Regions from separate parts of the Homo sapiens genome. Here regions 2, 3 and 4 are each linked to region 1. Evidence: chromatin contacts called from ENCODE Hi-C or POLR2A ChIA-PET data. All regions are on one chromosome and are shown on one strand. Each heading gives the region's core, a stretch centred on a gene start or an enhancer-like site at or near the end of the contact. The rest is flanking DNA. Distances are from core to core; before and after follow the strand shown.

Evidence for each region. Hi-C counts contacts between places; a loop is a spot of excess contacts on that map. ChIA-PET counts read pairs that join two places held with the same protein, here RNA polymerase II (POLR2A). Pooled maps may share reads with other maps.
Region 2: a loop to region 1 is called in a pooled map, with 2.1 times the contacts of the local background. The contact joins the enhancer-like site here to the promoter of BTBD10 in region 1. A Hi-C loop is called at or near these places in 1 of 168 maps with a recorded cell type or tissue (CD4-positive, alpha-beta T cell) and 1 of 50 pooled maps. POLR2A ChIA-PET finds 5 or more read pairs at or near these places in 2 of 52 experiments (GM12878 and T-cell).
Region 3: a loop to region 1 is called in a map with no recorded cell type, with 8 times the contacts of the local background. The contact joins the enhancer-like site here to the promoter of BTBD10 in region 1. A Hi-C loop is called at or near these places in 2 of 37 single-sample maps with no recorded cell type and 2 of 50 pooled maps. POLR2A ChIA-PET finds 5 or more read pairs at or near these places in 1 of 52 experiments (CD8-positive, alpha-beta memory T cell).
Region 4: a loop to region 1 is called in a map of OCI-LY7, with 3 times the contacts of the local background. The contact joins the enhancer-like site here to the promoter of BTBD10 in region 1. A Hi-C loop is called at or near these places in 2 of 168 maps with a recorded cell type or tissue (CD8-positive, alpha-beta T cell and OCI-LY7) and 4 of 50 pooled maps. POLR2A ChIA-PET finds 5 or more read pairs at or near these places in 2 of 52 experiments (CD4-positive, alpha-beta T cell and OCI-LY7).

The regions. Positions count from the first base shown.
Region 1 is chr11:13,461,678-13,464,917 of GRCh38, reverse strand. It overlaps BTBD10 (BTB domain containing 10), which reads left to right and starts at 1,696. Exons shown (of 9, transcript NM_032320.7): 1 at 1,696-1,826. RefSeq lists an enhancer at 1,327-1,516.
Region 2 is chr11:14,372,682-14,375,921 of GRCh38, reverse strand. No RefSeq gene overlaps it. Among named protein-coding and RNA genes, the nearest start is that of RRAS2, 15 kb to the right of the region's middle. Within about 2 kb of position 1,526, at least 7 of the 41 ENCODE cell types and tissues checked have a DNase peak (open chromatin) inside an H3K27ac peak, as active enhancers do.
Region 3 is chr11:14,269,849-14,273,088 of GRCh38, reverse strand. No RefSeq gene overlaps it. Among named protein-coding and RNA genes, the nearest start is that of RRAS2, 88 kb to the left of the region's middle. Within about 2 kb of position 1,673, at least 5 of the 41 ENCODE cell types and tissues checked have a DNase peak (open chromatin) inside an H3K27ac peak, as active enhancers do.
Region 4 is chr11:14,077,604-14,080,843 of GRCh38, reverse strand. It overlaps SPON1 (spondin 1), which reads right to left. Exons shown (of 16, transcript NM_006108.4): 5 at 823-945. Among named protein-coding and RNA genes, the nearest start is that of SPON1, 120 kb to the right of the region's middle. Within about 2 kb of position 1,748, at least 3 of the 41 ENCODE cell types and tissues checked have a DNase peak (open chromatin) inside an H3K27ac peak, as active enhancers do; they include CD8-positive, alpha-beta T cell and OCI-LY7, where a contact is called at or near this core.

The DNA.
Region 1 (3,240 bases), core at 447-2,946:
ATGGCAAAAACAGGGAAATCTGCCCCCATGATCCAACGACCTCCAACACTGGGGATTACAATTCCACATGAGAGGTCAGGTGGGGACATAGATCCAAACCGTATCAGCAGGGTTAGAATAACTTTTTTGTTTTCCTCCTAAGTGTTGGGCTTATTCGTAGGGAGAGTATGGTAAGCCAAATAAAACTATAGTATACATAGTATTTTTCATATAGTATACATATTTTTATATGTAATATGAAAATAATGTGTCCAAAGGAAGGTGAGTGGAAACTACAGCAAAATACCAGAGTCTTTCTTTAGAAAAGGACAGCTTCTATTTTGATGTAAGAGTATGGCTCCTCATTAGCCCTAACTTGGACTACAGAATGACTTCTTCTGAGCAGAGCTTATAGGAGAAAATTTTGATAATAAATCAGGACTGATGACGTTTTTGTTTTTTGCCTGAGAATTTTCTCAGAGTTTCTCTGAGAAACTGTATCACAAAATTCCTATTAGATTGCTCTTATGTAGACAACTTGAAATTATTGGCAATTTCCAATTTAGCAAAATGTTGGCTATAATAACTTAGTGAATTACGACAATAACCCGTTTCTCTTAGGTTTCTGATATTTAAGTGTCCTTACAGGAGAAAGATGAAGTTATCTTATAATTGTCCAGCTCAACTGCTCATCTTCTTAGCATAAACACTGATTTGGAAAATACTTTGCGTATCACACGTAGGAGCCTGGGAATGTTCTCATCCGAACTAAACAGTGGTTAAAGGTTTTTCAACAAAGTTCTTGCTGCAATATCTGTTTTCATACCCAATTACTCAAACCAGGTCCTCTTCCTCTTTGCTTCCTCTCCTTGCAATGCCCTTCCCTCTCTTCCCTAAACTGGAGAACTTACTTATGCTTAAGATTCAGCGCAATTGTCACTCCCAGGTGAAGGCTTTCTCAACAAGGCCTCCCCGTCTGCTCCCAGAGCTCATGGCAAGCAGCTCGGCTTTTATCAGAGAATAATGGGATTATCTATTTTCCTGTAGGTCTTGCCCCGGGGGTGTAAGCTTCGAAGGCGGAGACTGTGTCTTTTACATTTTTTCCCGTTTTTATTGCCCAGCCAGCCCATGTAGGTGACTCTCGGTGTTTCCTAGGCGGCCAAACTGAAGGAGTTTCAGCTGGCACAGGGGTTCCCGCCAACCGAGCGTTTAAAAATAAGCAGCGGGGGACGTTAGGGAACAGAGGGTGTCCCTCACGACGACCGACTCTCATCAGGTCCACGCCGGCAGAAGCGATTTTGCAGTTTGCTTTGATGAGGAAAACGCTCTCCCTGAAGAGTCCCTGCACTATTTCTCCAACTCTGTGACCGAGACGCTGTCCACTTTTCTCTAACGGTGACAGGAAGTCAAGGGGAAAACGTGGGATTCAAAGGTTTGAAGGTAACAGCCCTCAGCCACTCGGGCTCGAGGCCCGCGGTTGACCCGAGCTGATGTCTGTGAGGAGAGGTCGCGCGGCGCCTTCCTCTCCACGCGCCTGAGATCCCACCCGTGGCCGCCGCGCCCTCAACTGCCTTCTCCTTCGGTGCCCCGCCCACCCCTGGGCGGAGAGCACCGTTCTCGCGAGAACGCTGCTGGCCTCGCCTCTTCGCATTGTGAGCTCTCGCGGTAAGAGGCTGAGGAGCCGGCCTGCAACCTGCCGGGGCGGCTCCGCTACGCGCAGCCGCCTCAGTGGCTTCCTCCACAGCCACCTCCGGAGGGATCTGGCTGAGGAGGAAGTGGAGGTGTCACTGGCCCCGGCCTTTGCCCCAATCTTGTGTGGGCACTGAAGGGGGACTACAGGTTCGAGAGTGAGTGGACTCAGCTGGGGAACTCGGCGGGGGCGGCGCGGGAGGCTGGGCTTGGCCGGGGCGAAAGAGGAAAGGGGCGGAGGGCGAATCTGGGCGTGAGAGCCAGGCTGCTGCGGCGGTGGTCTGGGCGGCCGGACCCTGCTCGGGTACCGTGGGTGGCGTTTTGGGCTCCGGCCACGAGCACCCAATTAGGAGAGGCCGGGATAAGACTTGAGTTTTGCGGCTGCTGCTTTTGGGTTGGGAGTCCGGGGGCCTTTCTCCGGGGATGAAGGCGATACCCTCATCCCTTTCCAGGGCAGAGGAACCCCGTGCCCCGCCCCTTTCCTGTCATCTCAGACGAACGCAGCGACATCCTGAGGAAGGCGCATCACAATAGGGGATAAGGTGGTGGGCAGCCTCCCTCTGGGTGAAGAGGAGTGAGACCCCACTAACGTGCTGCGTGGTTTTATGTTGTAACCATTTTACGTGTGGTAAAGCTTTGTTTTCTTAAAACTTGCACGGAAAAGGTTCTGATGTCTTTCTTCTTCAGATGCAGGTGCCCTGACACCCTTATCTTTGGGAATGGGGCGGGGGAAGGTGAGACATCGGTTAGTAATTTGTTAGTGTGGGCCAGTGTGACTGTCCCTGGGCCTCACAGATTTCCTGCTTCTCCTTTCTCAGTATTCTGAGTCCATGATGAAAAGTCACTAGTCCAGACATGCTGAAAGATAGAGCTTCACTTGCTTGTGGCTTTGTGCACTTAGTAAACAAGATTATTTTACGAAGATTTATTATCTTGCAGAGTTTTCATGCTTTTTATTTAAATTAGCAATCTAAATGAAACAGCACAGGATATTAATTGTATTTGGACAACTGAGTTCCTTCCCGCCCCTATCCTCCCAACCCCCCAACTACACAAATTTGATCAAAATCTTTTAGAGAGGGGGTTAGGGATAAATTTTCAATGAAAGAGACTGTGGAAATCGGAATAAGAGATATAATAAAGAATGCAGCCATAACGGCCAAAAGAGTTTCTGTATTAGAGAGCCTGTCCAGGATTGAAGTTCAGTCCTGAAACCCAGGACTGCAGTTGTCATTTGAATATAAAGCGGAAAGCAGTAGAAAATACTTGGGAAGGGATTTGAAAGTGGACCAAGACTGGTAAAAAAAAAAAAAAAAAAAGTGTGAGAAGAATTATTTCTGATGATGTAAATGTGTTTTATAAATTTTCCCAATATTTCTCAGCGTGTATGACCTAACAGCTATTATATTAATACATACAAAGTAGGAAGGAAGTTTCTGAAGCATGGAATGTGGTAAGGAACCACCAGAGAGTAACAGTGTTCAATCAGGAAAGCTTTTAGTGTTTCAACAATGTTTTTGTGTTCGTTCACCTTTTTTCTCACTCCCAGAAAAGCTTTCAGATAGACTTCTA
Region 2 (3,240 bases), core at 277-2,776, 910 kb before region 1:
TCTTTGCTTTAATGCTTTGAAAGTTACCATTCCTTCAAAGATCTGATAAATAGTAAATTCAATTTCCTGCAGTTTTTCCGTGATTTGGCTTTTCTATGTTTAACTCTTTAATAGTCTAAGATATATTTTTGTTTATGGTATAGAGGTATGAATCTAAATTATTACTGGCTTTTAGATTCATATGCTTTTGTGAATACCAAAACACCCGGGCTTATTGGGTGTCTTTGTTTTGCTTTGTTTTGGGTTTTTGTAACGCAAAGAAAATTTCCCAGGGAGCCATGCCTTGTTATTCAGAGAAATGTGAGTAAAATGGAAAAAGAAACTTTTAGATAGAAACAAAGACAGAAGGAGAGAACAATTGGAACAGAGACAGAAAAGCTGAGATAGAGACTAAAACAGAAACAAAGATAAGTGAAGGAGCAAAGAGCAACAAGCCAAGGGAGGGAGACTAAGATCTAGAGGAGGAGAGGGCTTTGTGTCTAGGCTTGGAGCTTGGATTGCTCACTGAGGCTGTGGGGCTAAGGTGATGTTCAGGGGCAGCAGTGGAGGATCTCCCTTGGCCCCACTACCCGAATCCAGTTTTAGACTGTCCCTGGATCTGGGGAGGCCCCACATACTATTGGGGGACTTCAGTTCCCCATTATTCTCCAGCTGGCTCAAGGTCTGGAGGATCTCAGGGCTTGGAGAAAAGTATCTTTCCTCTGCCCTCTCCTTAGTCCTCCTTCTTGCCAGTTTGTCTTCAGCCTAGCATTCTAGGAAGGACAAGATCCTTAATACCAGCCATCTAAAATGGCCACAGGTGGGGCTGTAGAGTCCAACTATCTCAGTCTGGCTCTGAAGTCCCATTCTCCCACCCCACATTACTTCCATCCCAGTCTGTTTCCTGGAGCTTAGCCCCCTAAATCTCTCCCAGTGTTCCAGCCAGCACCCTTTCTTCACTGTTACCTGTAGCCATTGGCTGAAGACTTTTGGGTTCCATGTACGAAGGTGAAAAATCATTTATCGAACACCTACCATGAGTGAGTCACTGGACTAGGTTCTCAATATAATTAGCTTAATTCTCACAATGGTCTTGTGAGATAGTATCCTTATCAGAGGGGTTAAGTAATTGTGCCCATCAATAAAGGGTAGATCTGGGATTCAAACCTTGGGCCTAATTCCAAATCTTATAGTTTTTTTCCCCTGTGTCAAGCTTTTGGGCTTATAAAACATCTCCACTAGAAATTGTCTTCCCTAGAATGCCTTCCTCTTGATCTCTGCCTATCTAGATGACATATTCCCATCACTGTACTGTACAGGGCTATTCTTCTACTTCTGATTGCATGTAGCTCAGGCTTCATTTGACACGGGGGCCTTATTTATAGCCTGTCTCCTATGCTTACCTAAGTATTGTGATATTTTTGTCTTGTCTCCTCAACTGAGTTATAACCTAGCACTGTGTATTTTACTTCTTTGGACTTCCTGCATTGCCTCACACTGTGCTGCCAACTGTTGGCTCATTCATTCACTCACCAAATATTTTCTGAGAAACCTCTATGTGCCAGGCACTGAGCCAGGGGCTACAAAGGCAAAATGATCTGTACTTTCAAGAACTTTCAGCTTAGTGCACAAAAAATGTGTTTACTAGATGTTTGTCAAAAATATTTTCCAAACCAGTTTTGATAGATTCCCTCCCTGTAGTATGGCATTGTCATGCTGTAGTCACAGAAAGATGTGGACTCTATGCTCTGGCTCTGGCATGAAAATCTGTACAAAGGGGCCAAAGACCAAATGGCTATCCTTCCTGCTTACTAGAGTACTTTCAGGCCTGGACCTTGGGCGATGACCCCTTATTCAATGCTCTTATCACCTCTTATCAAGGTCTGAATCTTTAATAGATAGCACTGAGGGGATGTTGGCACATATCTTGCCTTGGGGTCAGATAGACCTGGAATTCAAGTTCTGCTTAAGTGACCTTCAGCCAGTCCCTTCAGCTCTCTAGCCTTAGTCTCCTCACCTATAACATGTACATTCTAATCTCATAGCAGGTTCACAGGATAGGTGAGATGTTATTTATAATGAGAGCTTCCAAGTCCCCCAACTGTGACTTTGGGATCTTCAACAACTTAACCTGTCTTTTATTCTTTCTACCTCTCTGATTAATTAACACATTATCTAAACCTTTAAAGCTCTAGGTGGCTGTTGGTACACATTTGTTGGACATATTGCAATTTGTAGTTTTGTGGTTTGTAGTTACATCTAACTTTACACAAATAAATGTGTTTCTGAAATGACTCAAAATAACTTTCTGAATATAAAATCTTTTTCCACATTCATTTTTTAAAGGTTTCAATTAAGTCATTTTTTTCTGAATAGGTAATTCACTCACATAGCTCACAATTCAAAAGGCACCAAAGGGTTTATATAAGAAAAGTTTCCTGGCCAGGCACAGTGGCTCACGCCTGTATTCCCAGCACTTTGGGAGTCCGAGGCGGGTGGATCACAAGGTCAGGAGATCGAGACCATCCTGGCTAACACGGTGAAACCCCGTCTCTACTAAAAATATAAAAAATTAGCTGGGCGTGGTGGCACATGCCTGTAGTCCCAGCTACTCGGGAGGCTGAGGCAGGAGAATGGCATGAACCCGGGAGGCGGAGCTTGCAGTGAGCTGAGATTATGCCATTGCACTCCAGGCTGGGCGCCAGAGCAAGACTCCATCTCAAAAAAAAAAAAAAAAAAAGGAAAAAATCCAAAGTACTTCAAAATGTGAAAAAAATTCCACATCAAAATGCAGTCAAATGCAGTCAAAATGCAGTAAAAACTCTACTAAAAATACAAAAATTAGCCAGGTGTGGTGGTGGGCACCTGTAATCCCAGCTACTCGGGAGGCTGAGCCAGGAAATTGCTTGAACCCAGGAAGCAGAGGTTGCGGTGAGCCAAGATTGCACCACTGCACTCCAGCCTGGGCAACAAGAGGAAACTCCAAAGAAAAAGAAAAAAAAGAGAAAAGTTTCCCAGTTTCTTATTCTTCCAGAAAGAAAATCTGTGATTACAATCAAATACATGTTTGTTTATGCTCCCCCCTTTCCACAAATGGTAGTGTATCACACATGCTGTTTGGTATCTTGTTTTTTCATTTAAATAAATCTTGAAGATTGTTCCAAGTTAGCAGGCATTTTTTTTTTTTTTTTTTTTTTTGCTGCATAGTATCTCATTGTATCAATGAACTTTGATTTATTTAACCAGTTCCCTATTAATGGG
Region 3 (3,240 bases), core at 424-2,923, 810 kb before region 1:
ATCATGAGGTCAAGAGATTGAGACCATCCTGGCTAACATGGTGAAACCCCGCCTCTACTAAAAATCCAAAAAATTAGCTGGGTGTGGTGGTGCACACCTGTAGTCCCATCTACTTGGGAGGCTGAGGCAGGAGGATCGCTTGAACCCCGGAGGTGGAGGTTGCAGTGAGCCAAGATTGTGCCACTGCACTCCAGCCTGGTGACAGAGCGAAACTGTCTAAAAAAGCAAACAACCTCCAGATAACTGGCAGGTAAATAGAAGGAGATGATAATCAAATGGTCTTTTTCAAACACATCACTTAATCACTTAAGGGTATTTAACCAGTGATTGCTTCTAAAATTTCAAAGTAATTTTTAGCAAAAGGTATTTTAATTAAAAATACTTGACTGAGCATGTTTTTTTTTTTTTTTTTTTTTTGTGCATGGCAGTAATAGGCATTCTGGGGAAATGGATAAATGTGGAGATTTTCCTTTTTTTTCAAATTACTCAGAGTCTAGTGCAGGAAGTTTTAGAGTGATAAAAACAAATGCTGGGACCCACTTTCAAGGCAGAGTAGGAAAAGCATTCAAAAAGTGTTGTCCAGCAGAAGGGATTGTAGCATATATTTCTCCTGGAAAATCTGAGGGAACTTCTTAATTAGAATTGGTGTTTAAGCTGGAGCTCGATGGATTGGTAGGATTTGAGATGGAGAGGAGAGAAGAGTGAGGGTGGAAAGATGAGAAAGGCCCAGAGTTGGCAGAATGCAGGGTGTATTCTGGACTGGAACCTTGGCCTAAAAAGATTCTACATGCAATGGGAAAAAAATATGATAAAATAGACTGGGATCAGGTTGTGGAGGGCTTTAAATAGGATGGCCCTTCTGTGTATAATGGGAAACTGCCAAGGATTCTGAACAGGAGGTGCCTGGATCTAATCTAGTGGTAGCATAATGGCAGAGAAGTGCAAATTTGGTGGTCAGATAGAGGTTGTTGGAATCATGGAATCTGTTCTCTTAGTATTATAAACTCAGTGAGGGCAGAATCACGTCTGTTGTGTTTATATTGCCTGGCATGTGCTGAAAAGCCATTTGATGAATGGATGATTTCAGAAAGAGAGACAATGAAGACCTGAACTGCAGTGACATGGGGAGAAGGAGACTGAACACTGGAGGGATATCCAAGTGATGTTTGAGTCTCCAAAATACTGTCTGGATGACCAGGAAGGTGGTGGTGCTATTAATTAAAATAAGGAGTATAGGCAACTCTCTAGTGATAGAAATTTATGTGACAATCCCATACAGGGTTAGTCCAGGAGGCATTTGGGAATGGGGAATGGGAATTGGAGGTCAAAAGAGGCTGCTCGGACTAGGAATGCAGATTTGAAATTTGTCTCTTTTGAGCTTAGTGATTGAGGAGATAAGAATGGGTAATATCCTCCAGGAAGAGAGTGTTTGAGGAGAGGGTCCAAGGGTAAAACTTTGGGGAAAACAAACATGGGAGGTAGAAGATGAAGAGGCAGCAAAAAGCCAAGAGAAGTAGCCAGAAACTGGAGAGAACCACGAGGCTGTTTTGTGAAGGAAGCCACGGAGGTGGTGGAAAGCATTGAGTGCTGTGCAGAGGATGGGGGAGTGAGAGGCTGCACTGGTCTTGTGCGGTTGCTGATGACTTCCTTAGATTTATTTCAGTCTTCTGGTTGTGGAAACCAGATGATAGTGAGTTGAGGTGTGATTGGAGGCTAAGGATGTGGAGGAAGTAAGTGTGGGCTATTTTGAGAAATTCTGTGGCAAAAGCAGGGCAAGATGGGGAAGTTATCTTGTTTTACAGGGTAGGAGGTTAGAGGAATAAGAATAAGCCACTGCAAGTTACTTAATCACAGATAGGGAGGTATGCAGATCTGGAACTATGTATTCACACCTGGATCCTTCAGCGTTTGAGAAATTTAGAAACCTAGTTCGCAGACTCTAGCACATGCCTCTCTGATGGGGGAGAGTGGCACAGTGCAGCTTCTCAAGACTTATCTGCATTGGAGGGCCAGGTTAAAAGATTGTTAGTCTCCAGTGTTGTGGACTGATACTTTTCTAAATGTTATAAAAAATGAATTATTTGGAAAATAATCATTCTCCTGTATATCATGGCAGTGTCAAATTAAGAGTTTCTAAACACTTGCTTTCAGTTTCTTTATCTCATTTGTGGATCTTATCAGGCTGCAGGTCTTGATTTGGGCAGCACTAGTGTAGTGGGGAAGGGAGCAGGAGAGTCGAGTGTTTTTCACAGGTGGCGCTTTTGACTTCCTCTGTAGGCTAGTGATTCCAGGTTAGAACCACTGAGTAACAGTTACATTCCAACACTAGAAAAAGAGGGACTATGTTTATACCAACTCCAGGTGTTGGAGTCAGTAGACTTGAATAAGATGTTTTCACCCTTTTCCCTTCTGTGAATACTTACAGATTATTTGAGGTAAAGAAAAATTGCTTAAACATGCAACTGCTTAAAATATGAGAACTATTACCAATCAGTTATAAAGACTAGGAGTATTTAGAACAGTATGAGAAAATGTTAATGAGTGCTATCTTATGTTAAGACATTATGAATATTATGAATGTTAAGTGAAGACAAATTTCATTTTGCTCTGATAACTGTAAAATTATGCATGCATATTTTATTTGTCATGACATTTTCAGTTATAAGTGACAGAAATGCAACCCAAACCAGCTTCACACAGTGCATGCATTTACTTATTTATGAAGTGAGGGTTGGGTGGAGTGCAGTTGGCTTTCAATGAGTCCTACAACAGGATACCATCAAGACCCACGTGTAAGAATTGTCTAAATTGTGGAGGTGGAGTAGAGGTGTCTGCTAGTAGGAGAGAGTTTGTGTCGAAGCCTAAGGCCAGAAAAGGTAAAATAACTGGCCCCAACCCTCATGGGTACTCAGGTGCAGCAGTGGTTTGAACCTAGGTCCGTGGTACTGAACCATGACACAGCCTCTGCTCTCCACCCTACAGAGCATGTGAAGCCTTCTGAACCAACAGGGTTTCTAAAGCAGGATGTCATTATTTAAATTTGACATTTTAGTGTAGATCTTTTGCTTTCAGATTTCAAAGGATGTAAATTGAAGAATTAGCTTCATGCTAATTAGCATTCGGCTGCTATTTATAATTTGTTACTGCATCTCATTTTCAAAAGGGATTTATTTTTATTCATTCTCCCTACATTGGGCAATATGAAGAACAACATGAATCATTCTCTTATTAAAATTGATA
Region 4 (3,240 bases), core at 499-2,998, 620 kb before region 1:
CCAAAGCACTGGGAGTACAGGCTTGAGCCACCATGCTTGGCCCCTCATGAAGGGATTTCAAGGTGGCATCTGAAGTCAGTAAAAAAAAGGCATGCTGACTAATTACTAACACCTATGATAGCAGAGTATTTGTTGACCTTGACCTATAGAGTCAAGAGCAGGTCCCTTTTGCCGCTATTTCCAGCAGGTCTGTCATGGAATTCATGGACAGGGTCATTGCAGGGGGATTGAGGTTACCAAATGCCTCACCTGAATATAAGCAGCATGACTTTGGGAATATTTTTAAAAATCACAGATAAGAAAGCACAATGCTGGGGCTGGGCACAGTGGCTCACACCTGTAATCCCAGCACTTCGGGAGGCCAAGGTGGGTGGAGCACCTGAGGTCAGGTGTTCAAGACCAGCCCAGGCAACATGGCAAAACCCCATCTCTACTAAAAATACAAAAATTAGCTGGGCATGGTGGCCCATACCTGTAATCCCAGCTACTCAGGAGGCTGAGGCAGGAGAACTGCTTGAACCCGGGAGGCGGAGGTTGCAGTGAGCCGAGATTGTGCCACTGCACTCCAGCCTCGGCAACAGAGCGAGACTCCATCTCAAAAAAAAAAAGAAAAAAAATAGCACAATGCTATGCAAAGAAGCTGAAAGCATACCCATATAATGTCTGCCTGTCTTGATTAATATACATACTTGGATTGTGCATTTCATGAACCAGCCAATACTAGGGAGCAGATCTGACATGCTGCAGCTAGTGTGCCCTATAACCAGACAGAACTTTGACAATGTGCTTTTCCCCAAACCACAGAGTAGCCACTCTACTCACGAGGGTAATCCTTTGGGTGTGTCTTCTCGGACCAATTCCCATAAAATGTGAGTCTGTACTTGGCAGTTCCGCAGGCACAGCAGTCTAAGATGGGTTTGTCAGTCACCCCATCAAATGTGGAATCTGAAACAGTCAGAAAAGTCACCAAGTTAGAAAGTAAACGTGGGTTGTATATAAGGTGGTGCTATCATGGTCTCATTTTATCCTTAACCCTTAGGAAAAGAAGATGCAGCTTTCATTAGTTAATAAGACTTAGAGCCAGATCAGTACTTGGGCAATAAAGGATTTTGTATGCCTCTAAGTATGGTAATATTTTGAAAAAAAAAAAGAGAGCTTTTTCCCTAATAAATTGAGAAGATCTGTGGGAGCAATAACCCATAGGCTATTCGAGAATATTTAAGATGGGGGCTATGTTGAAAAATCAGGGGTAAAATTCACTCAATCATCCTTTCCGGATCCTGGTCTCCTTCCCCACCCCTCCCACAACAGGATTTCTCTAACAAATTTTAGGAGGAATACACATGTGTGCTTTCTCTAGGAAATATTCTCTGGGACCAAAATGACAGGACCAGAAGGAATGACTTTGAAGCAGAGCAGTGAAAATAAATGGAGAGAGATAAAGAATTACTGAAGGGAGAAAAAAAAGAGGCATGCATATATAATCACGTCACTTCTTATCATGCTTTCAGAGACTTCACTGGGAGGAGTAGGGGGTGGAAATGTGTTCATAAGCTCAGGTTTACTGTACTTCTGGGTATAGAAGTAGCCAGGAAAAACTTAAGATTCCCTCTCGGCCCTCATTTTTAGCTGTGAATAGCTGATAAGTGGGGAAAGAGAGATTACATGAATAAATTCAGTATTTCCGATTGTCAAACCCACATCTCTAGCTGCACGTTGTTGCTTTTAGTCTGTTCTGCTTCCTGCAAGATGAAAACAATGACTACAGATGTAACTTGCTTCAGTTGCTTTTTTTCACTTCCTCTAGTAGTATTAACATAATTTTTTTTTCTTTGCAGTTGGACATTTATTCTTAAATATTATACAAAGAGTAGTGGCAAAGAATGTTAAAATCATTGTGAGTGTTAGGAAGAGCATTTTACAAGACTTCCTTTTGGAATTTACTGGGTTGATTTGGTTTAAATATATAAAATCCATGATGGATAGAAGTGAATTCTAGGTTCTAGGGTGGAGATGAAAGGATGAGACATCATAATAATAACTACAAAATACTGAGTCCTTTTATTTGCTGATTTCTTTCCATATATTGTCTCGTTTAATCCTAACAATGCTAGGAGGTAAGTACTTTTGCTATCCCCATTTTACAGGTCAGTAAATTGAAGCAGATTAGGTAACCTGTTCAAGGTCACAGGGTTAGTGAACAGGGCAGGCAGAACTGGAGGCCAGGTCTTTTTGGGTCCAGGACTCATACCCTTAATCTCTGCACTACATTACTCCAGGAAAGACCTCATCTGGATAGGTCTGCATAGATAGGAAAGAGAGAAAACTTTTTTATTGTTTCTGTATTGCTTTTTTCAATGAAGAAAGATGCGCTAAAAAAAAAATTGCCTCCCTACATAGCTCTACGATTTCTAAATCAGAGATACATGCTGAGGTTTCAATTGTAGCTACTAGGGGCTATTAAATGAGGCAGCAATAGTCTCTACAAAAACCAAAAGAAGGCCAACTGGTAGCTTTGCCTTATCAAAAGGGCTTTCGGATATAGGTGGTAAACTTAACGATATTTCTGAGGGTTCAAAGGAATGCATAATAAACCTTTTGGATTTTCAAAGGAAAATAAGCTTCCATTTGAAAAATACATTTTTAAGCTCCCATTTGAAAAATAAATTTTTCAGTTTGAAAATAAAAACAGACATACTGTTTTCCTACTAAGGAAAAGCCTATTGAAAATGAATCAGGCTTTCAAAGGGCAGTGATAAGAATCGTCCACTTACTCCTCTTCTAACCACAGCAGGCAGGGTCTGCCAACCATGGGTAATTTCAGGCTATGGAGCATCTCCAGAGCCGCCCTCTCTCCCCATTTCTACTTGAAATCCACTGACTTCCTTTGCAACTCTCTTCCTGTATTCTTTGTTCCTCTTCCCTTTTTCTTCCTTTTCTCATTATCCTGTTTCTGTTGACATTTTTCTCTTTTTTCTGCGTTTCCCTTCCTTTTTCCTTTTTTTTTTGTCTCTTTCATTTAATTGCTTGTGACATGGTATTAAAGTATGTGTATGCAGGGCCGGGCACGGTAGCTCATGCCTGTAATTCCAGCACTTTAGGAGGCAGAGATGAGCGGATCACTTGAGGTCAGGAGTTCGAGACCAGCCTGGCCAACATGGCAAATCTCTATTTAGATCTTACTTGTGAGACAGAGATCTTTTCATATTTAGTAGAGATGAAACCCCATCTCTACTAAAA